Regions from separate parts of the Homo sapiens genome. Here regions 1, 2, 3, 4, 5 and 6 are each linked to region 7. A link is a loop called in an ENCODE intact Hi-C map of the cell type or tissue named here. Cell type or tissue: CD4-positive, alpha-beta T cell. All regions are shown on one strand. Region 1 overlaps ITPKB (inositol-trisphosphate 3-kinase B). Region 2 overlaps ITPKB (inositol-trisphosphate 3-kinase B). Region 3 has its middle 48 kb from the start of ITPKB-IT1. Region 4 holds the start of ITPKB (inositol-trisphosphate 3-kinase B). Region 5 overlaps ITPKB (inositol-trisphosphate 3-kinase B). Region 6 has its middle 16 kb from the start of PARP1. Region 7 holds the start of LOC124904530 (a long non-coding RNA gene).

Region 1 (4,000 bases), 190 kb before region 7:
GGGCCAGATGGCAGGGAAGCGAGTGGCAAAATGGCTTGAGAGACAGAGTAGGTGTAGAAGAGAACTAGCACGGTAAATACAAAAAAAGAGAAAAAAAAAACAGAAAACAAAAACCCTAAGTAACAGAATAACCCTAAAATGATGCTACTTCATACTATGTTCACATATTTAATGTAACCCACAGCCAAGTATTGCCAATAAGAGGCCCCATGGGCCTCCTTTAATAAGCACATCATTTGCATATTAGCACATTGTTTGCAAACAGCTGGTGTCTGCCTAAAGTGCTTGGAACATTTTGTTCTCTTAAACAGGTCCCCTGTAATTTTTGTTCATATCATGATTTGCTTTAGCAAACTTCTTTCACAGATGGAGTAAGGATAACTTTTGGCCAGTCCATATTCATAGAATCTTTACGTCTGAATTAATGATGCCCCTGCCCTGCAAATGGCTGAAGCACAGACCACCAGGGTCCCTTCTAGCCCAAAAGTCACTATAGCTCCAGAGGCCCAGAGTTGACTTTGGCTCCCCAACGCCCCCGTCCTGCCTGCCTTCCAGATCACATGCTGCCACGAGGTCTCTCGTGCTCCACCGGGCGCGTGTGTGACCTTTAGCAAGTCGGCCCACACAGGAGCTCACCACTGTTTTAAACAAGAGCCAGGAAGTGTAAGTTGATTTCCTTTTTTAAAATCTGTACTTATACATCCTCATGTGTCCCACCCTCCACCCCCAGCAAGTGTCACTCACACTTCCAGCACAAAAGGGGAAATGTACATGTCCCGTGGGCAGGTTGACAGTTCCCCAGAGACCCCGGGGTGGTGGGGTGGGCAGTGGTTCCTCCAGACACACACACCTTGGTCCATAGTCTCCCTCTGTGTCCCTAGCTCCTGGACTCTCCCAGCTCCTGTACCTCTGACAGCAAAGGAGTGGGTGGCAAGCCCCAAGGAGCATGGGGCACAGAGCTGGGGGTTTTGTTCTTAAGAAGTCAGGCAAATTTTACATTCCCTTCCATATCAGACTCACTGGCTTTCAGTTAAAATTGGGCTTAAATAGGTTCTCCACGAATCTCCAAATGCAGAGACTTCAGGAAGAGGTGCCTGGAGCACGCCCTGGCATCCACCACATACCCTACAAGATACCCACACTACATTGGAGAAGCAGGAATCTAAGCCCTCCAGGCAGTAAGGCTTGTTTCAGAGGCAATAACAAATGATGCCAGGAGGCCACCGCGGCACCTCTGGAAGCCAGAAGCCTGCCTTCTTCCTGCCTGGCGCAGACCTGAGCTCCTCCCCTATTTCTATATCTGCAAGGGACTCTGGGCCCCATGACAGGAGCCCATGTATGCAGGCAGGGTTGACCAACTAGCACCAGGTAGGTGAGGGTCAAGAAAAATGTGCTCCTCCCTGGGGCCAGGGCCCAGAGACTCTATAGATCCCATCTTCCCCTGGTAGCACCCTTGGAGCTCAGCATGGCAGAGTGTGCCTTCTGAACTCATGGGTTGCAATTCCAAGTGGCACAGCTTCTGCTCGCCTCCTCTGGGAAGGCCTAGATCAGAGAACACAGCCAAGCTGGCTTCAGCCTTCTCTTGGCTCCTGGGTCTGGCCTGGAGCCGGCAGGTTTCCATACCAGATGGGTGGGGGGCCTTGCCTGAGCAGCCCTGGAGAGGCCACCAGGGCATCCCTGAGGCTGCTAATCGGAAGACACTTTGCTCACAGTCAACATGTGGTTCCCCGATGGTTTTGTGCCCCAACTACCAGAAAGCCCTGCTCCCAGCCAGGGACCAGGAACCCGGCCGGCCCCCTGGGCTCTCCGGTGGGGAGGCCCCGGCAGAAATAAGGCTGTGCTTGGCAGCACTCTAACAGCACTGGCCGCCAGGGGGCAGCAGGCCTCCGCAGGTGGTAGGTCCAGGCTGGTGCTTCCTAGGGGGCTCCCAGAGGCAGGGCTCATCTGGTAGGGTCCCCTCAGCAGCCAGGGACCCCCTCCAGCTCTACACCTGACCCACCTCTAAGACTGGGCATTTCTCTTCTAGTAGGTGACCCTCTCTACAAAAAGCAGTGCAAACACCACCTCCAAGCCCTGAAGTTAGGAAAATGACTAGAAACTCTCATCTCCTCTTCTACAAAGTGTCTTGTAGTGCAGTTCAGGAGGGTCAGTCAGGTGTAAGTGAAGGAAAAGTTAGGAACGAGAAAGGAAGCACAGGAGGAGGAAAGGAGGCCCAGGCGGGGGCCAGGGAGGGCGTGGGCAGCTCAGGCGAGTGGGGCATCCTGGGACATCTCGGTCAGGATGTCGACGAGGTTATTGAGCCCCGAGAGGTAGCCATCCTCCCGGTTCCCCTCCTGCCAGGGGACGTCATGCTGCAGGGTCTGGCCCTCAGGCAGGGGCGTGGTTTTCCCAAAGTCGATCATCCACACTTTGGCCTGTTCCTTCTTGTCGTGGATGAAGAGGAGGGAGCTGCCAATGACCTGAGGAGAACATGGGGGTGAAGGGTGAGCTGAAGCCCGGGCCTCGCCCTCCCCACTGCGGCCCGGGGCCTGGGTGACCAGGTGGGGAGGCTCGCTCAGGCCGGACAGTTGGGTGCCTGCAATTCCAATCCCCATTTTCAGACAGGCAGCAGAGCCGGCCCAAGAATGGCCATGCCTGGGCAGAGGGCATCGGGTTCCAGGGTCGGCGACCACCCTTCTGTGTGGGCAGCAGCAGGCACCCCTTCACCCCCTGACTCTGGCCTGCACACTTTCCACTCCTTCCCTCCCTCTTTCTTTCCTTCCTTCCTGCCTTCCTTCTTTTCCTTCCTTTCTTCCCTTCCTTCCTTCCTTCCAGACAGGGTCTTACTCTGTCGCCCCAGCTGGAGTGCAGTGGTGCAACCTCAGCTTACTGTAGCCTTGATCTCCTAGGCTCAAGCGATCCTCCCACCACAGCCTCCCGAGTAGTTGGGACTACAGGCATGCACCACGATGCCCGGCTAACTTTTTGTTTTTTATTTTTGTAGAGACAGGGTTTCACTATGTTACCCAGGCTGGTCCCAAACTCCTAAGCTCAAGCCATTCTCCTGCCTTGGCCTCGGAAAGTGCTGAGATTACGGGCATGAATCACACTGCACCTGGGCAAACTTTCCACTCTTTCTAGACCACAACCCAATCTGGGGCCTCGCCCTTCCGCCTCCTAGAACCTGACTCCTCCCAAACACTCTGCAGGGAACCACAGTGAAGGGGAAGGTGCCCAGGAGCGTCCAAACTATCCCGGGGCGGGGGTGGTGAAGAACCTGTTTCAAATGCACACAGCACCCCCACCCCAGCAGCACAACCCCTGCAGATTCAGCGTGGGCAGACCCTATAGGGCCTTCCCAGCCTGGCCCAGGGATAGTGGGCACCAAAGAGCCTGCCCCTCCTGGGTGAGCTCAGAGCCTCTGCATGGGAGCGAGGCGCTTTCCCAAATATGGCCACACATACCCCTGCATCACCTCAGTGGGGCCAGAGGAAGGCCGGGGGCACAGAAAGGGCTCAGGTGACATTCCAGCTTCCAGCAGTGCAGGGCAGGTGGGGCCCCTGGCGAGGCTGAGCCCAAAAAAGGGGCTTCCTCTTCGCAGGTGGAAAACAACAGACCCAAGCTGATTTGGCCTCTTTCTAGACCTTAAGGGAGACCCCAAAAAGTGTAGAACAAAATGCTTTTCCAAGAAATAAAAGCAGAAGTGTTGAAGAAGGGTGGGAACGGCTTTGAGACAGAGCTCTGTGGCCTTAAGTTCTCCCAGGCTTGGCCCCTGGGGTCAGGCAGCCAGGCAGCACCCCCATCGTCCAGAGAGGCAGCTGGGGCAAAGGGGGCTCTGGCAGGTGGCAGGAGGATGCTTCATCAAGTGGAAAGGAGAGGCCACAGGAGGAGCTGAGGGTCTGGGGGACAAGGAGAGCAAAGAACATTCCGAGAAGGACCGAGCTCCCTGCTAGGGGCACAGCAAAGCCTGAGTCTCCTCTCTGGGTGTGCCACCCCCTCCTCGCAGCCATCCTCTCCAGGC
Region 2 (4,000 bases), 140 kb before region 7:
GAGGAGAAGGTTTTTGTGGGTTTTTTTCCTTTGTCGGAAGGTTTTATTTGTGTGTGTGTGTGTGTGTGTGTGTGTGTGTGTGTGTGTGTGTGCATGCATATGTGTTTGTGTACTTTTAAGTTCAGAGGTACATGTACAGGTCACATAGGTAAACTTTTGTCATGGGGGTTTGTTTTACAGATTATTTCATCACCCATGTATTAAGCCTAGTACCCATTAGTTATTTCCCCTGATCCTCTCTCTCCTCCTACCCTCTACCCTTCAAAAGGCCCCAGTATCTGTTGTTCCCCTCTATGTGTCCATGTGTTCTCATCATTTAGCTCCCACTTATAATAACATGCAGTATTTGGTTTTCGGTTCCTGTGTTGGTTTGCTGAGGAGAATGGCCTCCAGCTCCAACCATGTTCCTGCAAAGGACATGATCTCATTCCTTTCTATGGCTGCGTAGTGTTCAATGGTGTATATGTACCACATTTTCTTTATCCAGTCTACCACTGATGGGCATTTGGGTTGATTCCATGTCTTTGCCATTATGGAACAGTGCTGCAATGAACATAAACATGCATGTGTCTTTATAATAAAATGATTTATATTCTTTTGGGTATATACCCAGTAGTGAGATTGCTGGATTGAATGGTATTTCTGTCTTTAGGTCTTTGAGGAATCGCCACAGTCTTCCATAGTGGTTGAACTAATTTACACTCACACCAACAGTGTATAAGCGTTTCTTTAAGGAAGAGAAGGTGTTTTGAATACATACCATCAGCCAGGCACCGGGCAACAGCTTTTGACATGTTACATTTAATATGGATCCCAAAATCCTCTTAGATGTAGACAACCAGGCTCAGAAAAGTTAAAGTGACCTAGCCAAAGTCACACAACAAAGAAATTCTGAGACTGGTCCTGATCTGGGGCTGTCAGGCTCCCAAACTGGTCCTCTCATCCCCACAGCAGCCTGCAGTAAACACACTCTCCAGGACAGGAGGCTGAGGCAGGATAACTCACTCCTCCTACGTCAAGCACTCACCTCCTGTTTACCCTTTCATCAAGAGGCTCTGACAAGCCAGTGGGCAGGGAGAGTTTCTTCAGATATAAAACAGGACTTTTCATAACCCTAGTATTTACGTCAACTGAGAAGGACAGACACTCAGACACAGTCGCACACACTTCACTCACACACAGGACCGTCAATTCAACGTGTCCACCTACCTCACAAGCAGGCAGGGAAATCAGGCCTGCATCTCAACACGTCAAAACTAGTTTCCTGCAATAGCCAAAAGGTGGAAGCAAGCCAAGTGCCATCGGCAGATGACTGGATAAACAAAATGTGATATAGACACACAATGGATTATCATTCAGCCTTAAAAGGGAAGGAAATTCTGACACATGCTACAACAGGGATGACCCTTGAGCACATTATGCTCCATGAAATAAGCCAGACACAAAAGGACAAACGCTGTATGACTCCACTTATCCCAAGTACCGAAAATAGGCAAATTCACAAAGACAGAAAAGTAGATTAATGGTTGTAGGGGCCTAGGAGAGAGGGGAGAGGGATTATTTAATGGGTAGTTTCAGTTTGAGAAAATGAAAAAGTTCTAGAGATGGATGGTGGTGATGGCTGCGTGACAGTGTGAATGGATGTAATGCCACTAAACTGTGCACTTAAAATGGTTAAAATGGTGAATTTTATGTTATGTACACTTTGCCACATTTAAAAAAAAAAAAACCTCTGTTTTTTCTCTTTGGAAATATGGATGTATAATCTCTTCCTCAAACAAACTCTGGGCACATGCATATGACCAGTGTCTTCTATTCTCTTCCCAGCCTCAGCCCATGAGGCTTCAGATGACAGAGGCAGGAGCCGTGCTGGGGTGGGGCCTGGCTGGGGGGACTCTGCATGCACAGTAAGCAAGCATTCTAAAATCGGCCCCAGAAAATCCCCCAAATGCAGCACAGAACGCCTTAGACTGGCCTGAGTCAACAGCAGGAAGGGGAGGGCCCACAATGAGCAGCCGCATCCCCTCCCCTGAAATTTGCAAAACAGTATTTTGGCTGGTGCATTTGGCCCAATATAGAGCAGAGCAAAACATTTTTATGGAGGAACAATGAAAAGAGACTGCTAGTCCTAAGACTGAGGTCTTTAGGAAAACTTCATTCTCTGACCCATTTCAACTTTCCCTAATAAATAACAATGCTGTAATGCCAAGCAGTCTATCATGCCACCTTAGCAGCTGTGCTCTGCTCCCAAATGTTCTGTTTATGTCTCCCCATCATGTCATTGTGATGGATTCAATTTTAAACTACCCCAAGCTAATAGCAAATCCCCCAGAGCTCTGGAAGCAGCTCTGTGTTGCGTGGGCCCTGATCATGAAGGTGGATTCAGTGGTCACCCAGGGCCCACCTGGAGTCTGTAGCACTCTTTTTCCTCTGGGCTCCCAGGTACCTGCTGAACCCCAAATGGGTGCCTACAAAGGTCCAGTGAGGAAAAGTTAAGAGCCCCAGAAAAAACAAAGATAAAACGCCTGGGAGGGAATCAGTATTTATCAAGGGCCTACTACATGCAAGAGCCTTCAAAACCCTGTAACTTTCAAGTTTTATACATGAGGAAATGGAAGAAATTCAGCAATATGTCCAAGGAGCAGAGCTAGGATTCAACTCTAAGTCATCTGACTCTAAAGCTTACACTCTTTCCATTACACTAGGCTGCCTCTCAAAATCATGTGGGTTTTTTTTTTCCCCTGGTTCTTGTTTTTTATAATCCTGCTTGCCTGGCTTCTAAACTTCTCCAGCTTTTCCATAGGCCCTAGCCCAACCCAACTTTCCATTTGGGTAAAAGGAAGATCATCCCAGCTGCTGTGTCCCAAGTCACATGAAATGGCGGGAAGACATTTCATAAACACAAGTTCAAAAGCCCCTTTAAATAGATAGGAAAGTGGAAATTATTTTTAAGGGGGTAAACTTCTAAAGAAAGCATTCCCATTCTGCAGCCCTGGACTTCTTAACATAAACCACCAGGTCCAATTCTCACCCTACACTGCCACAGAACAGCTGACGCTAAACTTGGGCTCCAAAGCCTCTGTCTTCCTCCAGAGAGCCTGGCAGTCTGTGTAATAAGTGTGCTGGCTATTTCTGAGCCGGCCACTAAAAGGGAAAGCCACCCCCAAATCACCACTCAGCTTAGTCCCAAGAATGAGAGCTGAAGGTAGCATGTCACGCAGGGGATTTATTCTTCAAATGTAGAATTGTTAGTGCTCAAAATATAAATACTCAGGTTTGAAGAACATACCAACTTCTTTAAAAAAAGAAAAGGGTAAAAAACTCCCCCATGCAACTGTGAATATACTCTCATTTCTCCTCCTCCTCCTTTCCTGACAAGAGCCAACAATCAGCAGACAACAAAATCTCAACATCTGGCTCCTAAGTCCACAGCTTTCAGCTTTTTCCTGGGCCTGGGAACTTTTGCCTCAAACAAATCCCTGATGAGCTGCTTCAAGTGTGATGGTAATAAGGTTCGGCTGCTCAGGGAGCAAGGCAGGCATGTGAGCCGTGGCTTGGGTGCTCTGTCCTCCAGGGTGGTCCAGAAGCCCTTGAAGGTAGCACATTACAAGAGCCACTTCTGGTCAACTTCGGTGAGCAGACAGCACCCAGCTCTGCTTTCTCAGGAGCAGGACTGCAGTTTCTGTTGGGAATAGTGACAGCCAAAAACTCAGAAGCAGAACACACAAGACACTGAGCTGAGATCTCTTCGGGCTTCTGGAAGCAGTCAGACCCTCCACCATGCCCTTCCTTTCCCTAGCTGGTCTAAACTGCTGTCGAGCGATGATGGGCAGCTCTTTGCACACAGATATTAGGAAAACCCCTGCCTAAGAGTCACTGCTTTAGAATTTAATTTCTAGACTTTAGAACCACTTCCTACTGGGTCCGTAGAGATCACTGCCTGTCCCCCTACTGACATGTTTTATTGTAAGCAATCTAATTTATGGTGTGCTCAGTATAT
Region 3 (4,000 bases), 200 kb before region 7:
GACCAGCCTGACTAACATGATGAAACCCCATCTCTAATAAAAATACAAAAAATTAGCCAGGTGTGGTGGTGGATGCCTATAATCCTAGCTACTTGGGAGGCTGAGGCAGGAGAATCGCTTGGACCTGGGAGGCGGAGGTTGCAGTTAGCCAAAATCGCGCCACTGTTCTCCAGCCTGGGCAATAAGAACAAAACTCTCAAAAAAAAAAAAAAAAAAAGAGAAACCACTCATTATCCCATCACTCAAACCAATCTCTGTTAATAATCTGATGTTTTTCTTTTAATTCTGAAACTTCAGGACTCACTGGCACATCCACTTCTCAATTCTGCATTTCTCACTGAGTGCGGCAGTGTGTGTCTGCCTGCCTGCTGCGCCCCAGCAATCCTCTGATGCTATCCCCATGACTCCTGCCCAGGTCTGGTTCCTGAACTCCAGGCCCACGTGTCCAGTTGGCCTCAGATGTGGATGTCCCACAGCCACCTGTAACTAGATGTGTCTCAACTAAACTCATTCCCTGCTCCCCTGCCCTCCAGTCCTGCCTGTCCTCCCATGCTCCCAGCTCAGGGTGGGCCATCCCCATGCTTCTGGCCTACCAGCCAGTCATTCTCGGGACACCCAGGCCCACGATGTTACAGCCACAGTGGAAGGGCATCCATGCAACCTCATCGTCATCTCTCCTGCTCATGGCCTTGACCTCACTTCAGGACCCCATCATCTCTCCTCTGCTTCACCTGACCTCCTCCTAATGAATCTCCTCGCATTGTCTTCCCTTCTTTAAGCCACAGGCAGCCAGAGTGACCCCATCACATGCAAATGTGATCTCATCATGCCCCACCTTGACAGCCTCCAAGGACACCTGCTTGTCACTGCAGGAAAGTCCATGCGCCTCACCCTGGCTCCCCAGGTCGTGATCCAGCCCTGACCCCTTCACCAGCTCCACAAGGGTCCTCTGCTCCCACTGCCTGGAGTGACTCCAGATGAAGCATGCTCTGGAGGTGCCTCTGTGACCTTCATGTTCTGCTCCATCCTCCAATCTCCTGGTGCCACGTCCTCTGCAAAGCCTCCCTTCAGTGACCTTCTTGTCCCTCTCCTGGGTCAGGCCTCCTCTGTACTCCGTGGAGCCCCATGTTTGCCCCACCACGGCCCTCTTCACACTGCATGCCATGTGCCTGCGAACCCGACCACTGCCACGCCATGCCCTATATCTGGGTTCTAATCCTGGCTCTGGCATTCACTAGCTGTGCAAACTTGGTCAAATTATTCAATCTCTCTGAGCATGTTTCCTAATTTATACATGTATTTATGATAACACTAATAGCACCCCCCTCAACTGGGGGTGCTAGTAGTGTACAGATGAAATAAAGTAACCGGTGTACAGTGTGCACCACCCTGCCCAGCACACAGGAAGCCCTCCCTAACCTTTGGTTTTGGCGATTCCTTCATCATTGCCATGGTCACTGCCTTTCTGCCAGGGCAAAGATGTAGCCAGGCTGGGAGAAGCCATGAAAGAAAGGGAGCTTTCTCTTCTCCAGGGCATTCCTGGGGGTACAGGATTGGACGTCGCTGAGCTCCTGACCCGTCTTCCTTTTCTTCGGGCACCTTGTAATGCACCCGACCGTCCAGAAGGGGGCAGCCTCTGCAGGCGGCGCCAGGCTATTTCAGACGCCTCTGTAGGCGGCCCTCTTGATCTCACTCCAGCACGTGTTCTCAGAAAGCATGACTAAAATTGGGCATTTTTTTTTCCATTGAAATAAAAACAGGGCTGCTGTCGACAGCAAACTGGCTCTGTAAGATACTGTTTGTCCATAATTTGCAGAAGCTATTTTTAAAATAACCCAAACACATGTTGCCACATTGAAAGCCACAGAAATTAGCATTGCACTTTTTCCCCCCAAAACTGCTTTACTCATTCACAAGTTTGAAAAGGTACAGGTTGGAAGTTAGAAACCGTCCAGGATGTTAGTTAGCAACAGATGCACCGTTATCGACCCCAAATTCAAATGTTGAAGCCCTAACCCTTCATGTGTATTTGGAGATAGGGCGTGTGAGGAGATGGTAAGGGTTGAATGGGTCATAAAGGTGAGGCCCTAACCCAATAGGGCTAGTTGCCTTATAAGCAGAGGAGTGTGCTCTCTGCAGTGTGAGGACGTAGTGAGAAGGTGGCTGTCTGCAAGCCAGGAAGAGAGCCCTCCTTAGAAACTGAACTAGCCTGGCCTTGATCTTGGACTTTCCACCCTCCAGACCTGTGAGAAAATACATTTCAGTTAAGCCATGCAGTGTGTGCTGTGTTTTTATGGCAGTCCAAACAGACTGAGACAGGTGTCTGATGGCACTTTGACCCTCTCTTGTATTATTGTTGTCATTATTACATCAACTCGTTATTTTCTTGTTTAAAAAAAACCCTGCAAGCCCTCATGTCTTGCTAAAGCATGAAATCCATCTTCTCACTCCTGGTTTGCCATTCCCTTTCTCACTTGCTTGTTGAATTTGTCATCTCAGGCCCATGCATGGCACTTGAAATGCCAGGAGCGGGCCACAGCTGTTGCAGTAAAACAGCAAGAAAAATGACTTGTCCACTGTTTCGAGGTGTTTGTGGGAACTAGGATAATATTCCGTGTTTCTGTGGGAGGGCATGGGAGCCAGCCTGTGAGCTAAAGAGTAAACTTGGTTCTGCACAGTCAGTCTGCTGTGAGGAGAGAGGACTGGGGTGTGGGGGGTGCCTAGGTTGTGCTCCCCTGAAGGGTTTCAGAGAGCCCAGAACAAAAACAGTGCCTCCTTAGAGAGACCCAGGGTCCCCACCTGCATTAGTCCATTTTCACACTGCTATAAAGAACTACCTAAGACTGGGTAATTTATGAAGAAAAAAAAGGTTTCATTGACTCACAGTTCTGCATGGTTGGGGAAGTCTCAGGAAACTTACAATCATGGCAGAAGGCAAAGAGGAAGCAAGGCACGTCTTACGTGGTGGCAGGAGAGAGTGAGCGAGGCGGGGAAATGCCAAACACTTTTAAAACATCAGATCTTGTGGGAACTCACTTATATCATGAGAACAGCAGGGGGGAAACCACCTCTATGATCCAATCACCTCCCACCAGGTCCCTCCCTCGACATGTGGTGATTACAATTCAAGATGAGATTTGAGTGGGGGGACACAGAGCCAAACCATATCCCCACCCCACCCCAACTCCCCCAGTCCTGCTGGAGAGCAAGTCCTGCCAGTTGATCTTGGGGGCTAGAGCCAAGGGTTGCTGCAACTCAGCTGTCCATACTCCACAGGGCCTGGCCAGGTCCCCAAACCAGGACTCAGCTTGACAACGGCTGTCTCAGTAGTCCCAGAATAGTGCTGGTGCCGGGGCAAACCCCGCTGCTGTGGAGACCTCCTGGACTGCTCAGGAATAGGGCGCAGAGTCAGGGAAAGGTTTTGAACCTTGTTTCAAAGCCTGCATCTGTTGCCTACCAGCTGTGTGATCTTAGATGAGTTACTCACCCTCTCTGTGCCTCTGCTTTCTTACCTACAAAGTGGGGTCGACGAAGCTGATCATAGACTTTTTTATAAAGATTAAGCTACTTAGCTTTAATCACCTGGTATGGTGCCTGGCACAAAGCAATCTTTAATTGCTACTGGTTGCCATTATTCTCAGGCAGGAGTTGGCAAACTTTCTCTGTATAGGGCCAGATGGTAAATATTTTAGGCTTTGCAGCCGCGCGGTCTCCGTGACAACTACACAATTCAACTCTGCTATTATAGTACTAAAGCAGTTACAGACCAAACATAAATTAATGGCATGGCTGTTTCCAATAGACTATTTAGGAAATCAGGTGGGCCATATTTCTAAGGTGACGCCTGTTCAGAAGCTGGGCGGTTAAGGGAGTGGAAAAGAGGGGGCCAGGGGCCAGGCAGGTCTCTGACGCACAGAAATGTCACACACTAGAGGCAGCAGGCGAAGGGGCCACTCGTCCATGATGTCTTACTGGGCAGGGTTATTACAAGCCTGGGCCC
Region 4 (4,000 bases), 89 kb before region 7:
AGCCCCCGCCCAAAGCTCCATAAACAACCGTGCGGCTGTGGAGATACAAGGAGAAAAGTCAGGACCCTGGAGGGCGCGCGGGGGGAGTTGGGGGTCGCCTGCAGAACCCAGAGAGAGCCCCGGGAACACAATCTATCCGGGACCCAGCGCCACCGGACATCTCACCTATGGGGACGGCGAGGCTCGGCGAGGGCATGCCCCGGCTGCCTCGGTCGCCAGCGCGGTTTCGGGTGTGCTTCCCCGCCCCCCACCTCGCCCCAGGCTGCGATGCGCTTTATGAGGTCCCTTCAAATCCCAATCCTAATACTCGTCTCGCGGACCGGCGAGAAGCGAGGTCCAAGTCCTTGGCTCCTAAGTATGCTGTGTGCGGGGCGCGGCTGACTCAGCTCTCCCGGGCTGAGGACACCCCAGCCACCGTCTCCGGGTCTCCCCAGCCTGAGCAAACATTGGCTATCCAGGGCAACCCGGCAGCCCTCGCCCTGGGCTTCAGGGTCTCCCTGCTCCACCCTCTCGGGGCATCAGAGACCGACCGGCTCGGAGGGAACCTAAGCGGGACCTGCCTTGCCCGAGCCGCTGCCAGCGCCCGGATCTGGGAGGGCGCCCGCGTGCCCGCCGTTTACCTTCCTGACCCTAGCCTTGGGGCTGTGTCTCTCGGCCTACGAAGGCCTGGGCGGGCAGCGGGGCCGCAGCCGAAGCATTTTTCAGGGCTAGCCTTGTCGCCTATCCCTAGACAAGTGTTTTGTGAGTGTGGGCGCACCGAGGTTCTACACGTTCTCTTTACCGGAACCAGTACTTGCTGCCCCCCTGCCGTCGTCCCCTATGGGGGGGTGTCTGTGAGTGTGTGTGTATACACGCGTGTGTGTATACGCCGCACGCGCGCGGAGCGAGTCCGCTCTCAGCGCGCCCTGTTGCCGAGGACGCGACTGCCCCTGCGGGCTCCCGGACCCGCGCCCACTCGGAGGAACTTAGGGGCGTGCATGGCTGCAGCCGGGCAGCAGCCCTAGGTGCACAGAGCCTCTAGCTCTGCAAACCTCCCAGGAGCCGGCGCTCTAACACCCCAGGGCAGCGCCGCGGAGCGCAGGGCTTCTCCGCATCCCGGGCAGCCTCGCCCGGCGCCAGCAGAGCCGCCCCGAGACCCCAGCCTGGGGACTCCTGGAGCGCGCTGAGGGAGGCGGCGCGGAGTGAGCGGCCCGGAAGGCGGGTAGGAGAAATGCGGAGACCTCGTCTCTCCCTATTTTCTCCCCACCGCCACTCCATGTCACCCTCCAAAATCAAACCCCCTTCCCTGCCTCCCCAGCCCACCCCTTTGCCCTGTTTCGGAACCAGGAACGCCGAGATTCGCTCCAGAGCAGAAAGTGAGGGAAAAGAGGGTTGTTCAGAGGCGAGAGCCATTAAAAGGCCGCCAAACTTACCTGCAGTTTCTCAGATTCTCAGGTCCTGTGTAGACTACATGCCCAGAGGCGCAAACCTCGTAGGGACGAGATGGCTTTAAAAGTAAAAATGCTCAGAAATTATTTTCTCACAAGCTATGGAAGACAAAAAAGAGGAGTGCGAAAGAGGGGGGAAAGCTCTTCGGTTCAGGGGCCCGGCGATCCCGGCAGTGGCGACGCCAAGCCGGCCCTGCACGCCCTTTTCGACCGTGGAGATACTGCCCCTGTCAGTGTCTGCTCCGGGCTACTTCAGTGTTTGTTCAATGCACGATTAAAAAAAAAAAAAAGAAAGAAAGAAAAGTTGTTGGGGGGGGGGGTAGTGGAGGAGGGAGGAGGGAGAAAGGCGGAGGCTTGGGGGAGGAAAGCAGGAAGGAAGTTGTGAGCCTGTCTGGGGTTGAACTCAGCGGAACAAGTTTTTCTTTTCTTCTTTTTTTTTTTTTTCTATTGCTTGGCAAGACGAGGGAGGGAAACACTTAAAAAAAAGTTTCCATTGTTAGCTAACAACAACAAAAAAGGCTTTTAACTTCTGCGGTTTAAAGATATACAATTCATTTTCCACCCCTCAATCGAGGCTTGCTGATGTGTCTAGCTTTATGAAACTATTTTTGAAAAATGTTTTTAATAAAGTTTTGAGTGTATGTCTTAAACAAAGCAAATCATGGGGACCTTTTTAGCATTTAAAAAAGGCTACAATCCTGTATAAACAGTTTGTGTTCTTGTACACAGTTCTGCAAATTCAAAGAAGGTACATTGAGGTCACCTTCCTGCAGAGTTGCAGGTTTTAAGTGCATCACAGTAGTATTTTGGAAGACTGGTTGGTCTATGAGCTGGGGATGGTTTTGCAGTGCAATTGGTAGATATATAAATACACCTTTACATGTCACATTTATTTATAAATGCACACGGCACATGTGACATTCGCATATTTTTGCACTTAATTCTCAGAATTATTTTAAGAAAAAGCATAGTCCTGAAACTAAGAAGGCTTGGGTAACGTCTGAAACCCCTCTTGCTCCTGTAGACCCTTGTAGACTGTCTCCTGTAGACTGGATCATTTTCAAGAAACTTTCTCCCCTACTATCAGCAAAAAAGGGAGAAAGAACATCAGCCAACATTACTGGGCAGGGGATCCTACCCCTTCTAAGCCCTGGCACTGCCAGTGTGTTTTACATAATTCTCTAAATCTTAAACTACAGCATTTAGTGAAAGGAGGGAAAACACAGCTGCACGGCTCAGGAGACTGAAACATCCAAAGCCTGAATTGGTCCTTATATCATGATTAGCTGAAATTCAGATGGAAATTTTGACTTTACTTGTAGCACACAGATCTCTTGCTTGTTTATGTAACAATACTGTTAAGTGAGCAAAGCAACCTGCTGCTCCATCAGGAAGAGGCTCATGCTAAATCTGAAATCAAGAGATCTTCTAGCCAAGAATACCTGAGAATCACACACTGTTGAAAACTTTATAATTTTTAAAAATTAGAAATGGAAGAATTGAACCTAATTACCCTCCTACCCTCAATGGGGCTTTTTTAAAAAAAAGCCCAATCCCAGAACTTTGGGAGGCCAAGGCAGGCAGATCACAAGGTCAGGAGTTCGAGACCAGCCTAACCAACATGGTGAAACCCTGTCTTTACTAAAAATACAAAAATTAGTAGGTCGTGGTGGTGCGCTCCTGTAATCCCAGCTACTTGGGTGGCTGCTGAGGCAGGAGAATCGCTTGAACCCAGGAGGTGGAGGTTGCAATGAGCCAAGATCTCACCACTGCACTCCAGCCTGAGCGACAGAGTGAGACTCCATCTAAAAAAAAAAAAAAAAAAAAAAAAAAAGAGCCCAGAGTTATTCAGGTCTCTGAGCAGTTATTCAGGATCTGAGCAGTTCCTAAGAAAGAGAAGCCAGCCCTCTCCTTGACCCTAATTTGGTTCCCTAGGGGCAAAAAAGAGGAGTTGCCAGTTTTCAGGAGACCCAGTCATTGGAGTTCATGTCTGAGGGGCCTTTGTTCTAGTAGAGGCCAATACCCATGTCAGGTGTCATGGTGGAAGAAACTGAAGGACCTAGCAATGCATACATTAAGCACAGACACTTAGCTTCCCAATCCCTGGGAAACCTCACTGCCACCTCACAGCCTGACATCATCAGGCTTCCGTAGCTGAGAAACTTAGACTTCTTGAATGTGCAGTCAACCTGAAGAATTATTGGTCAGAACGCAGCCAGCAGCTGTCAGGTGTGACATGCAGAAGGGGTTTCTGCCTTGGGCTCGAGGTGGGGCTAGCTGATGATTCTACCAGTCTAAAATTCTAACTGTGCCACCAAGAGCAACAGGGGTTGGGGAAAAGATGGAATAAAACCCATGTCTGGAAGCTAGCATAGTGAGCTTGCATCCTGAGAGAGAATCTAGTTGTCTTCCATGATTGTAAATGAACATGAGAAGAATATTTTACATAGTACTTATTTGCGAGACACTGTTCTAGACACATTATAAATATTTATACATTTTTATCCTCATTAAAAACCCTACGAGGCAGGCATCATTATTATCCTTATTCTACAGATGAGAAAATGAAAGCG
Region 5 (4,000 bases), 120 kb before region 7:
TATGCAGCAGGCTGTGGAGGGGACTAGGGTAGAGGCAGGCACAGTGGCTCCTGACATCCAACTTCCCCCCAACAAGAACTTCCTAGGTAAAGCAGAAGACGTGATACTTCCCTGACCTTCCTTTGTCTAAATATGAAACTTCCATGACTGGGGACCAACGGTGAGAAGCGGCAGTGGGCAGGGCCTAGCCCTCACCTGTCCCTGTCTACAGGCCCACCTGACCTGCAATTAGGTTTCCTCACTGTCATTCTCTCTTGGGCCATGTCTTACGGCATGATACTCCTGCCCAAGGACAGTGCTTAACTTGTTTGGTGCAGCACTATCTCCCTGCTTGAAGAGAGTCCCTTAGTAAAGCTTGCTGATGAGAGCAGAGCCTCATTTCTTGCAACCTTGCTTTATGGTTCCCTGTCTAGTATCCTGACAGCATCCTGCCTGGGGCCAGCACTAGCTCATAACTACCTGGGAAGAAATCACTCCCTAATGGGAAGATTCACAACCCACCCACCACAAAATTCAGCCACATCCCAGTGACAGATAAATCTGTCTTCCCTGCCCCTGTCTCCTCTCCCCTGACTCACGGCCTCCTTCAGAAGGTGCCGTGCTAACAGGTAGCATTGGAAAAGAAGTCTGGGGTGGGGCAGCTGGTGATTGGCTGGTGATAATGTCCCTCAGAAGAACAGAAAGGGGGAAACAAATGGAAGCACCTGTGTTCATGGTGAGCCCTTTTAACTAGTTATTTCTTTTTAGAAACGGGAGACAGAAAATAAACAGAAACTGCAGATAGCAATGAAGTAAGCAAGTAGGGGCCAGCTACGTAAGTTTCAGGGCCCAGTGCAAAGTAAAAATGCAGCGCCCTTGTTCAAAAAGCAGGAAAAAAGTGCCATAAAACGTACTAAAATAAACCGTTTCCTTCCTTTCTTCTGCAGGGTTTCTCTCAACTTGATACAGTGTTTCTTATTTGCTGTTTAATGAGTGCAGAGTCTCACAAGATGCTGGGATCCCGCCCCTTGACTCTGGCCACTCTTAAGCGTCTACTGCCGTCCTCTACCAGGTGCTGGGCCAGGAGCAGAGAGGTCCCCTCTTCCCACACACCTGCCTGGGCAGACCCAAAGCGATTACACACTCATGCTGGGACACGCTTGGTATTTGGATCTGGAGTGAGCTGGATTCTCATGCAGTTGTCCACTTTTTGGCCCTGCCAGCCTGGGGTAGGGATGGCCACCACACCCTGCCTTGGGACACCAGTGACGCCAACTCTATCCCTCCCTGAACCTTCACCCAGGCCCCTGATGGGATCAGAAGAGTCAGTAGTTGCCAGGGGTGGGGAGAAGGAAGTCAGGTGGGACTGGAGCCCAGAGAATTCATGCTTCATTGTCCCACTGGACTTCACTTACAAACACCAACTCAAAGAATTATTAAGAATTTCAAGGCAGCAATGGGCCAGGCATTCAACCCCAAAAGCAGGGCCCTTCTGAGCATGCGGCCTGTGCAACTGCATTCATGAAGCTGGCCCCACAGGTAATAGTGCTTATTAAGAGACATCTTATTAAGACATTCTTATTAAGAAAGAATGAAAACAAAGCCAAACAAAATGCACAAGATTCTCCAATTAACTGAGGGTGCTCAGTCAATTGGGTGCTCATAAATAGGACAAAAAAAATGAAAATTCTTCACTTAAAAAAATTTGGCCAACACCATGTCCAAGCTGACAGGACATTTCTCAGCCTAACATCCTCTACCTCCTTCCTACTCCACCTCCCCAAAATCCTTTGACTCCAGTTCGATATCCTCTTGAGATGTTGCCAAGGTAAATAATTCCTTGCAGTGGTTCCTAACCAGATGCAGTACCTGCCTCCAGCCCTAGAGGGTGTTTTGAAAGAGAGAGAGAGAGAGAGAGAGAGAGAGAGAGAGAGAGTGTGTGTGTGTGTGTGTGTGTGTGTTGTGTATGTTGCACAATGGCAAATAGTGCTCCAAGGCCCAGATGCCCAGATGCTCAGTGACCTTCAGTGTGCTGGACAGTCCCAAACAATGGGGATCGTCCGACCGAAAATGACAATCATGGGTTGTTTGAAAAAACTACCCAGGGAAATTGCAAGGAACCAACGCTTAAATGGAAACCTCCCAACCTGGACCTCCCATCATTTGTCCTGGCGATGACGAGTGCTGAACAGAAGTTCCTCAGGAGTGTTGCCCATCCCCATCCCCTCTGGAGTTTGAGCTGAACCCACTAGGGTGTCTGCTCATACTTAGCATCCCTCACCACCGTGTCCATCCCTGACCCAGAGACTCCATGTTAAAAGGCAAAAGGGGGAAGATGAGGGGCTTCCCTGTAGGCTGGTACCATGTTGGTCCCCAGCTCAGCTAGTGGGAAGCTCACTAGGGTGAGGTTGGGCATTTGCCTGGACATTTTTATTCTCCTCCCTGTTCTGCAAAAGGCCTCCCTGCGGGGAAGGTTTTCTCTCTCAGAAGGCGTCCCTCACCCTGGCCTCAGAGCTCCGGGAGAAGGGCTTCAGGAAATGTTCTCCCCGGTGGTGTACAGTAAGCCGCGAGGGTGGAAACTTAGCAAGAGTGAGATAATAGTCTTAGTTTTATATATAGCACCTGTGTCTTCCGGAGACCTCAGAGCATGGGGTAAGGGCAGGGTTTAAACCACCTTCCCACCGCACGAGAGATGGGCAGGGCTCACTGCGAGGCAACCCCTCTCTCTGAGTCCTGCTGCTGCCCCCTGTCCTGGCAGCCCAGACCCCCTTCCTGGGAACTGGCAGGCCCTCGTGAGGTCCATAGCCATCTGGCTCCCCAGCCTTCGTGGTCACTGCAGGCACAGTCCTGATCCTAGGATACGTGAAGGGTAAGTGGGTGTTCATAGCTACTCCACCTGAATGGACAACTGACAAGGTGAAGAAAGCCGAGGCTGTGTGCGCCACTGACAAAGGGCCTTCTTTACTCAAATTCCCAGAGCCTGGGCACTTGCAAACACTTCCTACATAGCTGTATGCAACATGCCCATTTTACAGCCGGGAAACAAAGACGTTGAAGGGAAGGTGGTCACCGTGAAGGGAGCGCTCGGCTGGAAGGAAGTGGGCTGGCATTGCCCTAGCCCTGCACTCCCTGGACGGCCTGTGACCTTGTTCAGGCCCGTCTGTCTGTTCTGGCCCTGAGCATTAAGGCTCCTCTTAAATTATCTGGTCCTGTGTTTCCTGCTTAAGCACCCAGAAGGGCAATATTGCTCTCCGAAGGAGAAAAGAACAATACAGATTGCAGGTGTGAAAATATTAGCGTCCCGGTGCATCACGGAGCACCCTGAGTGTCTGCTTGGGGAGGGAGGAAACACACAACCCAGATTAAGCAGCTATCAGCAAACCACAGGATGGTCAGTAACGCTCACGCAGCTGCACACAACTTCCATCGCACCCCTCCAGTGGGTGTACGCATGTGCCCACCCACACTTATCTACACACCCACATATCTACACCCATACATGCATGCATGCACGTAAACACACACTGCACACTTACCCATATACACACATGCATGCACACACACATACACACGTGCATATGCGCAAATAAATATACACACATATACACACACATACATACACACTCATGCTCCGCTAAGACACCAGAGGTGAGGAGACTCCGGACCCAGCTGGCTATTCGACCTCTTCGCATTTCTAGAATGCCCCCGCCCCCGGTTCCCAGACGGCTACTAATTCTGCCTTCCTTTGAGTTGCTGCCTGTGTCCCCTTCCTCCCACTCCCACATTTACCCTGGCTTCCTACACACCATGGGGCGAAACAGTTCAGAAATAGAGTGGAAACCAGGTTTGGAGAGAACACTTTATTAGGGAGGGAAGTGGCAAACAATTGCTATTTTTATTTTTGTTTCTCTAAGGCCTCTGTGCCCCCTCTGTCAAGGGGCGACAAGGACGGCGTCCTCCCCACAGGTTTCCGGTGTCATCCCGTTTTAGATCCACTACGGCCAGGCACCCTATCTCCTCA
Region 6 (4,000 bases), 400 kb before region 7:
CACATTCATATATTTCATAATAAAAGGGTTTTTTGTTTGTTTGTTTTTTTGAGACAGGGCCTCACTCTGTTGCCCAGGCTAGAGAGCAGTGGCGGGATCTCAGCTCACTGCAGGCTCAACTTCCTGGGCTCAACTGATTCTTCCACCGCAGCCTCCTGAGTAGCTGGGACTACACGCACCCACCAACACACCGGGCTAATTTTTGTATTTTTTTTTTTTTTGTAGAGACGGGGTTACACCATGTTGCCCAGGCTGGTCTCAAACCCCTGGGCTGAAGCAATCCACCTATCTCGGCCTCCCAAAGTGCTGGTATTACAGGCATAAGCCACTGTGCTTGGCCCAATTTCACAATAAAAAGTTTCAAACAACAAACCAAGAGCAGACAAACCCAACGGAAGCTCTCCGCAGCACTTCTGCCCTGGGTCTGTCTTTGGAGGTGGGAAGCAACATGTTGCGAAGCGCAGGGCTCTCGGGCAGTCTGATTGTCCTTGCAGTGAGTGAGTCTGCTGGAGTATGAAGCAGGATCCATTGCACTGTGCCCATCTGCTTGAGGGGTCTGCCTATAGTGTAAGCAAGGGCCATGGAAGGGCAGGTGTCCTTGGTCCAGGGAACAGTGTCTCTCCATAGGATCACTTCTTTCTGGGCATCCTTAAAGGGGAAATAAATTAACAGCCCTACCCTGTAACCGCAAACTATGGTTTCCCAAGGGTCTGTGCCCAGTGGGTGCTGGTGCCCATTAACAGGCAGCTTCTTTGGGGCCACTCATCAACAGGACCTTGTTAAAAGTAAGGATTGAGCCTCTGGGAGATTACAGAGCTAGCCATTCAACAAGTCCAGCTTAGAGTTTTCTCAGAAATTAAGGGAAGAAGAAAGCTTTTGACTAGGTCCCTGACAGATAATCTAGGTCCTCATTCCAGAGTCACACAAGGCATGCTAGTTAAATTGCCCAGGTTGTGAAATCCCAGGAGGACCTGCCTCTTGCTAGCTCTGTGTCTATAAGCAAAGTTCTTCATCTCTCTAGGCCCATCTGCTCACCTGTAAAATGGAGATAATAGTAGTATGTACCTAGGAGGCCAATGTGAAGATTAAGAAAGATAATGCATGTTAAGACTCTAGTGAGGCCCACAGAGGAAGCTCCATAAATATTTGATATTAAATGAATGCCCTCTGGTCAAGACTTGCCAGCCTGAGAAGAGGCCATGCTCTGAGCACTCACATTCTCGAGATGTAATTGTGATGGTGACAAGATGGCCATTCCACAGGGAGGCCAGTTGACTGGTGCTCAAGGAATGACCAGGTGGCCTGACCTTGATGGGCTCACCATGTTCTAGGGTCTGACACTGAGCTTTCTTAGTCTCGTAACTCAATTTTGTCCACGTATCCAGAAGGAATCCATTGGGAACCCATTGGGAGACTGATATGAAAATCAGGACACCAATTTATTAATTTACCATGGGAAATAGCAGTGCTTGGGGGCCAAGTGTGGTGGCTCACAGATGTCATCCCAACACTTTGGGAGGCCGAGGCAGGGGGATTGCTTGAGGCCAGGCATTCGAGACCAGCATGGGAAACACAGAGAGACCCTGTCTCGACAAAAACAATTTTTTTTTTCTGAGGCAGGGTCTCGCTCTGTTGCCCAGGCTGGAGTGCAGTGGCATGATCTTGGCTGACTGCAGCCTCCTCCTGTCAGGCTCAACTGATCCTCCCACCTCAGCCTCCCAAGTAGTTGAGGCTACAGGCGTGCGCAGGATGCTACAAGCATGCCAGGATAATTTTTGAATTTTTTGTATAGATGGGGTTTCGCCATGTTGCCCAGGCTGGTCTTGAACTCCTGGGGTCAAGCAATCCCCTTGGCTTGCCCTCCCAAAGTGCTGAGATTACAGATGTGGGCTACCACACCCAACCATTCTACAAAAAATTTTAAAAAGTTAGGTAGTCATGGTGGCATGGGCCTGTAGTCCCAGAGGTTGAGGTGGGAGGATGGCTTGAGCTCAGGGCTGCAATGAATTGTGATTGTGCCACTGCACTCCAGCCTGGGTGACAGAGTGAGACTCCGTCTCTTTAAAAAAAGACAAAAGAGAGAGAGAGAGCGAAATAGCAGTGCTTGGTAGACTGAAATTTGAAATCTGCTAGGCAGGGCTGTTGTCCTTTTAGGAAAAGGGATGGGAAACCAGCTGAGAATCTGAAGCTACAGGGAGAGCAAGGAACCAGCATCTGGGGTGAGGACAAAAGGATCTTAACGGCCAAAGTTACCTCTATTTGGCACCACCCTACTCCTCCTTTCCCTCTGGCCTATTGGCAGAGTGGAGCTTCTGAAGCAGGCTGCAAGTTGCCTTTGACTCTGATCTTGTTATGGGGTCAAGAACAATCTTTGCTTTTAAAATCTGGCTACTTATTAAATCTTTGAAGTTCGAAAGATTGACTAGGGCTTGGGGAGTTCATTCCATAGCCTGGAAATAAATTGCCCTATTGTCCACTAGATGGTGTTCAAAATACACACACTCACCCAGCACAGGCAACTCTGGAAACACACAAATCAACCTAATGAGGTGTGATGTTGATGAAAGAAACCCGCAAGATCTACTCCAGCCTGGGTTGGTTGTCTTGTTTAATTTGCCGGCAGCACACTTGGAGAAGAGATTTGGAAACTGGCAGGAGAGGAGGAAGATGCGCCTTTTAGACAATCCCTCTGGTTGCATTGTGAGGAAAGCTGCAAGGCTGCAGGCAGAGAAAATTGGGAGCTGTTGGAGCCATCCTGGTGAGAGGTGATGGCGGCCTGGACCAGGACAGTGGCAGTGGGAGGAGAGAAGAGGATAGTCCTAGGAGGCAGAAAAGGCAGGGGTTTGAGGGCAGACTGGATATAGCACTCTTTGAATTTGCTAGTTTCAATTTTTTTTTTTTATTTTTTGTTGTTTGTTTTTTCCTCTGCACGTTGTAAGCTCTGAAAGAGCAGAGATGTGGGCTTATCAGTGTATTTCCGGTGCTGCACAGAGTAGATACTCAATAGACTTTTTGGATAACAATGAATAACAGAGCTAACATTTTTTGCATGATAATGTGAGCCCTTCTAAGCACTGTACATGTATTAATTTCATTTATTACCCCTCAAATACACACCTGGGCCCTGGCCCAGATCCAAATCTCTGGGACAGAAACCTAGGCCAGTGTATTTTGAAAATCCTCCACAGGAAATCCTTTTCTTTTTAAATTTTTAATTATTATTTTTAGACATGGGGGTCTCACTATGTTGCCCATTCTGCAGTACGGTGATTACTCACAGGTGCGGTTCCACTACTGATCAGAACGGGAGTTTTGAACTGCTCCGTTTTTGACCTGAGTCAGTTCACCCCTCCTTAAGCAACCTGGTGGCCCCTTGCTCCCAGTGTGTCCGGAATTGGTGGGTTCTCGGTCTCACTGACTTCAACAATGAAGCCGCGGACCCTCGCGGTGAGTGTTACATTACAGCTCTTAAGGTGGCGCGTCTGGAGTTTGTTCCTTCTGATGGCCGGATGTGTTAGGAGTTTCTTCTTTCTGGTGGGTTCGTGGTTTCGCTGGCTCAGAAGTAAAGCTGCAGACCTTGGCGGTGAGTGTTACAGCTCATAAAAAAAGCGTGGACCCAAAGAGTGAGCAGTAGCAAGATTTATTGCAAAGAGCGAAAGAACAAAGCTTCCACACTGCAGAAGAATATCCCAGGAGGGTTGCCGCTGCTGGCTCCGGCAGCCTACTTTTATTCTCTTATCTGGCCCCACCCACGTTCGCTGACTGGTAGAGCCCAGTGGTCTGTTTTGACAGGGCGCTGATTGGTGCGTTTACAATCCCTGAGCTAGACACAAAGGTTGTCGAAGGCCCCACCAGAGTAGCTAGATACAGAGTGTCCATTGGTGCACTCACAAACCCTGAGCTAGACACAGTGTGCTGATTGGTGTGTTTACAAACCTTGAGCTAGAGACAGAGTGCCGATTGGTGTATTTACAATCCCTGAGCTAGACATAAAGGTTCT
Region 7 (4,000 bases):
GCATCAAATTCTCCAAAGTGGATTTTGTTGTGGTTGTTGTTGTTGTTGTTTTGAGATGGAGTCTCGCTCTGTCGCCGAGGCTGGAGTGCAATGGTGCGGTCTCGGCTCACTGCAACTTCCGCCTCCCGGGTTCAAGTGATTCTCCTGCCTCAGTCTCCCAAGTAGCTGGGATTACAGGCGCCCGCCACCGTGCCTGGCTAATTTTTGTATTTTTAGTAGAGACAGGGTTTCACCATCTTGGCCAGGCTGGTCTTGAACTCCTGACCTCGTGATCCACCCGCCTCACCCTCCCAAAGTGCTGGGATTACAGGCGTGAGACACTGCGCCCGGCCTCCAAAGTGGATTTTTGCTCAATATGTTCTATTCCCAGCTGTCTCAGACATGGGTGGGGTAATGACTGATTCCTAAATCCGTTGACCTCAGCTTTTTTTTTGACACAGGGTTTCCCTCTGTCGCCCAGGCTGGAGTGCAGTGGTGCAATCACATCTCACTGCAGCCTCAACCTCCTGGGCTCAAGCAATTCTCCCAGCTCAGCCTCCTGAATAGCTGGATCTGCAGGCCCGCACCACCATGCGTAGCTACATTATTTATTTATTTTGTAGAGATGGGGTCTCCCTATGTTGCTCAGGCTGGTCTCATACTCCTGGGCTCAAGCGATCCTCCCGCCTCGGGCTCCCAAAATGCTGGGATTTACAGGCATGAGCCGCCAGGCCCGGTGACCTCAGCTTTTACCCAGCACCATCAAAGCAGGACGCACTGCACAAACCTGAACATTAGCTGTTGTCTAGCTGCCGGAGTATGCCTGGGGAACAGTCACAGTTGTTGCAGCTACACAGCATGTGTGCGTTTGTGAGTCTGGAGTTGGAGTTGAGTGAGACCCTGATACTAGGGAAAGAGACGGAAAGCCAGACTCTTACTTAAGGGCTTCTATCGCAGGAGGGAAGATTTCTTCCAAGAGCTCAGTGCAATAAATGAAAGAAATTTAGAAGGCTGCCAGGCTCAGGGCAGCCCCGGAGCATCAGAAGTAGGAGGCTGAGGGTCGGGAATGGGGAGCAGGGGTTAGAACTGAGGAAGCAGGGGTTAGAACTGAGGGGTTGCTGAAGACACCACCACGTTTCAGAACTCAGGATAGGGCCTGCCTGGGGACTCGCACAGAGGAGAAGGAACCGGTAGTCTAAAATACTAAAACGTGTGGAATTCCTGCATGGAGGCTTCCTACTGGGAGTGTAAAATTTCTGTGAGAACTGTAAGAAGTAAGCAAACAGCATCAGAGGACATGAGCCCCGTGGAAAGTGCCTCAAAGTGTGGTTTGAGGATTACCCGCCTGAGACTCCAAAGAGGTGTTTGCCAAAAAAGGCAGATTCTTGGGCCACACCCGGCTCTATGGAGTGGGAAGCGCTGAGGGTGGGGCCTGGGCGCCTGCTCTCAGAACTGGTGCCGCTGAAAGCTTGCAGAGCCCAAACGCTGCGAGGAGGTCGCACCAGCAAGTGAGGAAGCAGAAGGGATGGCTTCCTGCGCCTCCCACACAATTTTCAACTTTTCAGGAAGTACCATAGGAGAAGTCAAGGTAGATGAATACGTTTTTCTTTGGTCCCTAGCATTTTTCTTTTAAAATTTTATTTTCCTTTTGAAAAAGAATGTGAGAACAAAGTCTGAGAACGAATGTGAGAACGAATCTCGAAACGTGAGAAAAAGGCCTTCTTCCCCCCCTCCACCTCCCCTGCGTGGTCCTTGGGTGCTCTGTGAACGGTGACCCCACCCTCACAGGGACCCTGACTCCTGAGGGGTCACCACTCATATCCTGTGAGAGACTACGCTATTCCCTGATTCAGCGGGGTCTCCAGGTCTGAACGCCCAAGGCCAACACAGAGGCCTAAAAATAGAGCCCGGGAGGCCCAGTCAAACCGGAAGAGAGCCAGAGGCCTCCCTGGAGTCCCGAAGACGATCTGAACCAAGGAGCCCAGCGCCCTCTAGCGGGAGACAAGCTGCTTCGCGGCCCTGGTCTCCGGTCAGAGGCACTGGGCTGGGGCTGAGCACTCCGAGGCGGAAACCAAAGGGTGTGCCCCTGGGGACACCGCCTCAAGACCCCTGACTGAGGCTCCAAAAGGAAAAATTGTGCCACTTGTGTTTTACGAACTTCAACGTAATTGTAGGATACATTGCTGTAATGTATAATGTTGTAATAATGATTACCTTCTATAACCACAGATTTTTATATTTATTTATTTATTTATTTTTGAGACAGAGTCTTGATCTGCCACCCAGTCTGGAGTGCAGTGGCACGATCTCAGCTCACTGCAACCTCCGCCTCCCGGGTTCAAGCAATTCTCTGCCTCAGCCTCCTGAGTAGCTGGAATTACAGGCGCCTGCCACCATGCCCAGCTAATTTTTGTATTTTTTGTAGAGACGGAGTTTCACCATCTTGGCCAGGCTGCTCTTGAATTCCTGACCTCGTGATCCACCCGCCTCGGCCTCCCAAAGTGCTGAGATTACAGGCGTCAGCCACCGCGCCTGGCCGACTTTTATTTCTTTACTTATTTACTTATTTATTTATTTTCTGAGATGGGGTCTTGCTCTGTCGCCCAGGCTGGAGTGCAATGGCGTGATCTCAGCTCACTGCAACCTCTGCCTACTGGGTTCAAGTGATTCTCCTGCCTCAGCCTCCCCAGTAGCTGGGATTACAGGCACGCACCACCATGCCCGGCTAATTTTTGTATTTTTATTAGAGATAGGATTTCACCATGTTGGCCAGGCTGGTCTCAAACTCTTGACCTCAGGTGATCCACCCTCCTTGGCCTTCCAAAGTGCTGAGATTACAGGCGTGAGCCACTGCCCCTGGCCTAGCATCACAGACTTTAGACCCTTTTCATTACTTCTCAGTGAGACCAAGGTTCCTATCACTAAATTCACATGCACATAACATATAACCTGGAAGGGTACCCAAGCACCTCCGACAGCTGCACCAAGATTCCATCTGGGAAAGCTGTTCTCTGGGGGAACATACAACTTTGGGATGGGTGCTCAGGAGCCTTAATAGCAGAAAAGGACCCCTTGCAAGTCAGAAAATTTGGCTGAATCATTCCAGGCACTCTCTGAGGGGGCAGATGTCTCTGCTGGCTAATTGTTCCCCCACCTGAAGACATCAACTCAGTTTTCCCTAAGTCAGAGAGAAAACATACTCCTACTGTACATATTTCGAGAAAGGAAATATACAGCTGAACACTGAAGTGCCCAGTTAGGCTTTGAAGAAAAGGATTGTGGCCGAAAGACACCAGGCTTTTAATAAAAGCTAAAAAGCAAAAGTGTATACCACCTCACACCCATGCGGATGGTGACTATTAAAAAACTAAAGAAAGAAAGAAAATAAGTGTTGGTGAGGATGGAGAAATTGGAACTCTTGTCCTCTGTTAATGGAAACGTAGAATGGTACAGCTGCTGTGGAAAGCAGTATGTCAGTTCCTCAAAAAATTAAAAATGGAATGACCATTCAATTCGGCAATTCCACTTCTTTTTCTTTTTTTTTTTTTTTTGAGACGGAGTCTCGCTTTGTTGCCCAGGCTGGAGTGCAGTGGCACAATCTTGGCTCACTGCAACCTCTGCCTACCAGGTTCAAACGATTCCCCTGCTTCAGCCTCCTGAGTAGCTGGGATTACAGGCACCTGCCACCACGCCCGGCTAATTTTTGTATTTTAGTAGAGACGGGGTTTCACCATGTTGGCAAGGCTGGTCTCAAACTCCTGACCTCATGTGATCCGCCTGCCTCGGCCTCCCAAAGCACTGGGATTACAGGCGTGAGCCACTGCGCCCGGCCCCAATTCCACTTCTGAGTGTGTAACTACAAAAATTGAAAGCACAGTCTCAAAGAGATAGCTGCACACCTTTGTTCATAGCAGCATCATTCCGAATAGCCAAAAGGTGGGGGCAACACAAATGTCCCTCAACAGAACAACAGATCACCAAAATGTGGTGTATACCCACAAAGGAATATGATTTGCCCTTT

The links. A loop is a pair of places that touch in the nucleus more often than their neighbours do. Peaks named below come from ENCODE experiments on the same cell type or tissue, not always from the same donor. Only the 100,000 strongest peaks of a DNase experiment are listed, where the experiment ranks them.
Region 1: a loop joins it to region 7, with 5 times the contacts of the local background. A loop is called at or near these places in 109 of 110 quality-filtered maps.
Region 2: it touches region 7 in a loop (5-fold over the local background); 26 of 110 quality-filtered maps call a loop at or near these places.
Region 3: it touches region 7 in a loop (6-fold over the local background); 108 of 110 quality-filtered maps call a loop at or near these places.
Region 4: it touches region 7 in a loop (6-fold over the local background); 78 of 110 quality-filtered maps call a loop at or near these places.
Region 5: a loop joins it to region 7, with 4 times the contacts of the local background. A loop is called at or near these places in 29 of 110 quality-filtered maps.
Region 6: a loop joins it to region 7, with 3 times the contacts of the local background. A loop is called at or near these places in 29 of 110 quality-filtered maps.

Annotation. Positions count from the first base shown.
Region 1 is chr1:226,632,428-226,636,427 of GRCh38, forward strand. It overlaps ITPKB (inositol-trisphosphate 3-kinase B), which reads right to left. Exons shown (of 8, transcript NM_002221.4): 8 at 1-2,459. The coding sequence ends at 2,244. Among named protein-coding and RNA genes, the nearest start is that of ITPKB-IT1, 41 kb to the right of the region's middle. RefSeq lists enhancers at 481-630, 2,737-3,520. In CD4-positive, alpha-beta T cell, CTCF peaks have their summits at 1,856 (motif pointing right) and 2,058; DNase peaks (open chromatin) are centred at 1,884, 2,317 and 3,134; H3K4me3 peaks cover 567 bases; H3K27ac peaks cover 1,946 bases.
Region 2 is chr1:226,689,522-226,693,521 of GRCh38, forward strand. The region is part of intron 2 of ITPKB (inositol-trisphosphate 3-kinase B); the gene reads right to left. Among named protein-coding and RNA genes, the nearest start is that of ITPKB-IT1, 16 kb to the left of the region's middle. In CD4-positive, alpha-beta T cell, no CTCF peak of the experiment used is centred here; DNase peaks (open chromatin) are centred at 1,150 and 1,940; H3K27ac peaks cover 3,486 bases.
Region 3 is chr1:226,625,018-226,629,017 of GRCh38, forward strand. No RefSeq gene overlaps it. Among named protein-coding and RNA genes, the nearest start is that of ITPKB-IT1, 48 kb to the right of the region's middle. RefSeq lists an enhancer at 2,923-3,022. In CD4-positive, alpha-beta T cell, CTCF peaks have their summits at 1,631 (motif pointing right) and 1,832; DNase peaks (open chromatin) are centred at 1,654 and 2,994; H3K4me3 peaks cover 389 bases.
Region 4 is chr1:226,737,629-226,741,628 of GRCh38, forward strand. It overlaps ITPKB (inositol-trisphosphate 3-kinase B), which reads right to left and starts at 1,654. Exons shown (of 8, transcript NM_002221.4): 1 at 1,413-1,654; 2 at 1-35. RefSeq lists enhancers at 288-787, 1,411-1,660 and a silencer at 951-1,190. In CD4-positive, alpha-beta T cell, no CTCF peak of the experiment used is centred here; DNase peaks (open chromatin) are centred at 433, 943 and 1,803; H3K4me3 peaks cover 2,896 bases; H3K27ac peaks cover 2,858 bases.
Region 5 is chr1:226,709,529-226,713,528 of GRCh38, forward strand. The region is part of intron 2 of ITPKB (inositol-trisphosphate 3-kinase B); the gene reads right to left. Among named protein-coding and RNA genes, the nearest start is that of ITPKB, 28 kb to the right of the region's middle. RefSeq lists enhancers at 2,182-2,231, 2,422-2,481, 2,842-2,921, 3,422-3,491. In CD4-positive, alpha-beta T cell, CTCF peaks have their summits at 1,854 and 2,056; DNase peaks (open chromatin) are centred at 1,853, 2,583, 3,043 and 3,408; H3K4me3 peaks cover 2,401 bases; H3K27ac peaks cover 3,539 bases.
Region 6 is chr1:226,422,194-226,426,193 of GRCh38, forward strand. No RefSeq gene overlaps it. Among named protein-coding and RNA genes, the nearest start is that of PARP1, 16 kb to the left of the region's middle. RefSeq lists a silencer at 2,451-2,500. In CD4-positive, alpha-beta T cell, CTCF peaks have their summits at 2,477 (motif pointing right) and 2,681; DNase peaks (open chromatin) are centred at 2,518 and 3,628; H3K4me3 peaks cover 1,274 bases.
Region 7 is chr1:226,826,279-226,830,278 of GRCh38, forward strand. LOC124904530 (a long non-coding RNA gene) reads left to right here and starts at 1,422. Exons shown (of 2, transcript XR_007066909.1): 1 at 1,422-1,567. RefSeq lists an enhancer at 1,810-2,104. In CD4-positive, alpha-beta T cell, CTCF peaks have their summits at 1,985 (motif pointing left) and 2,188; DNase peaks (open chromatin) are centred at 1,353 and 1,973; H3K4me3 peaks cover 481 bases.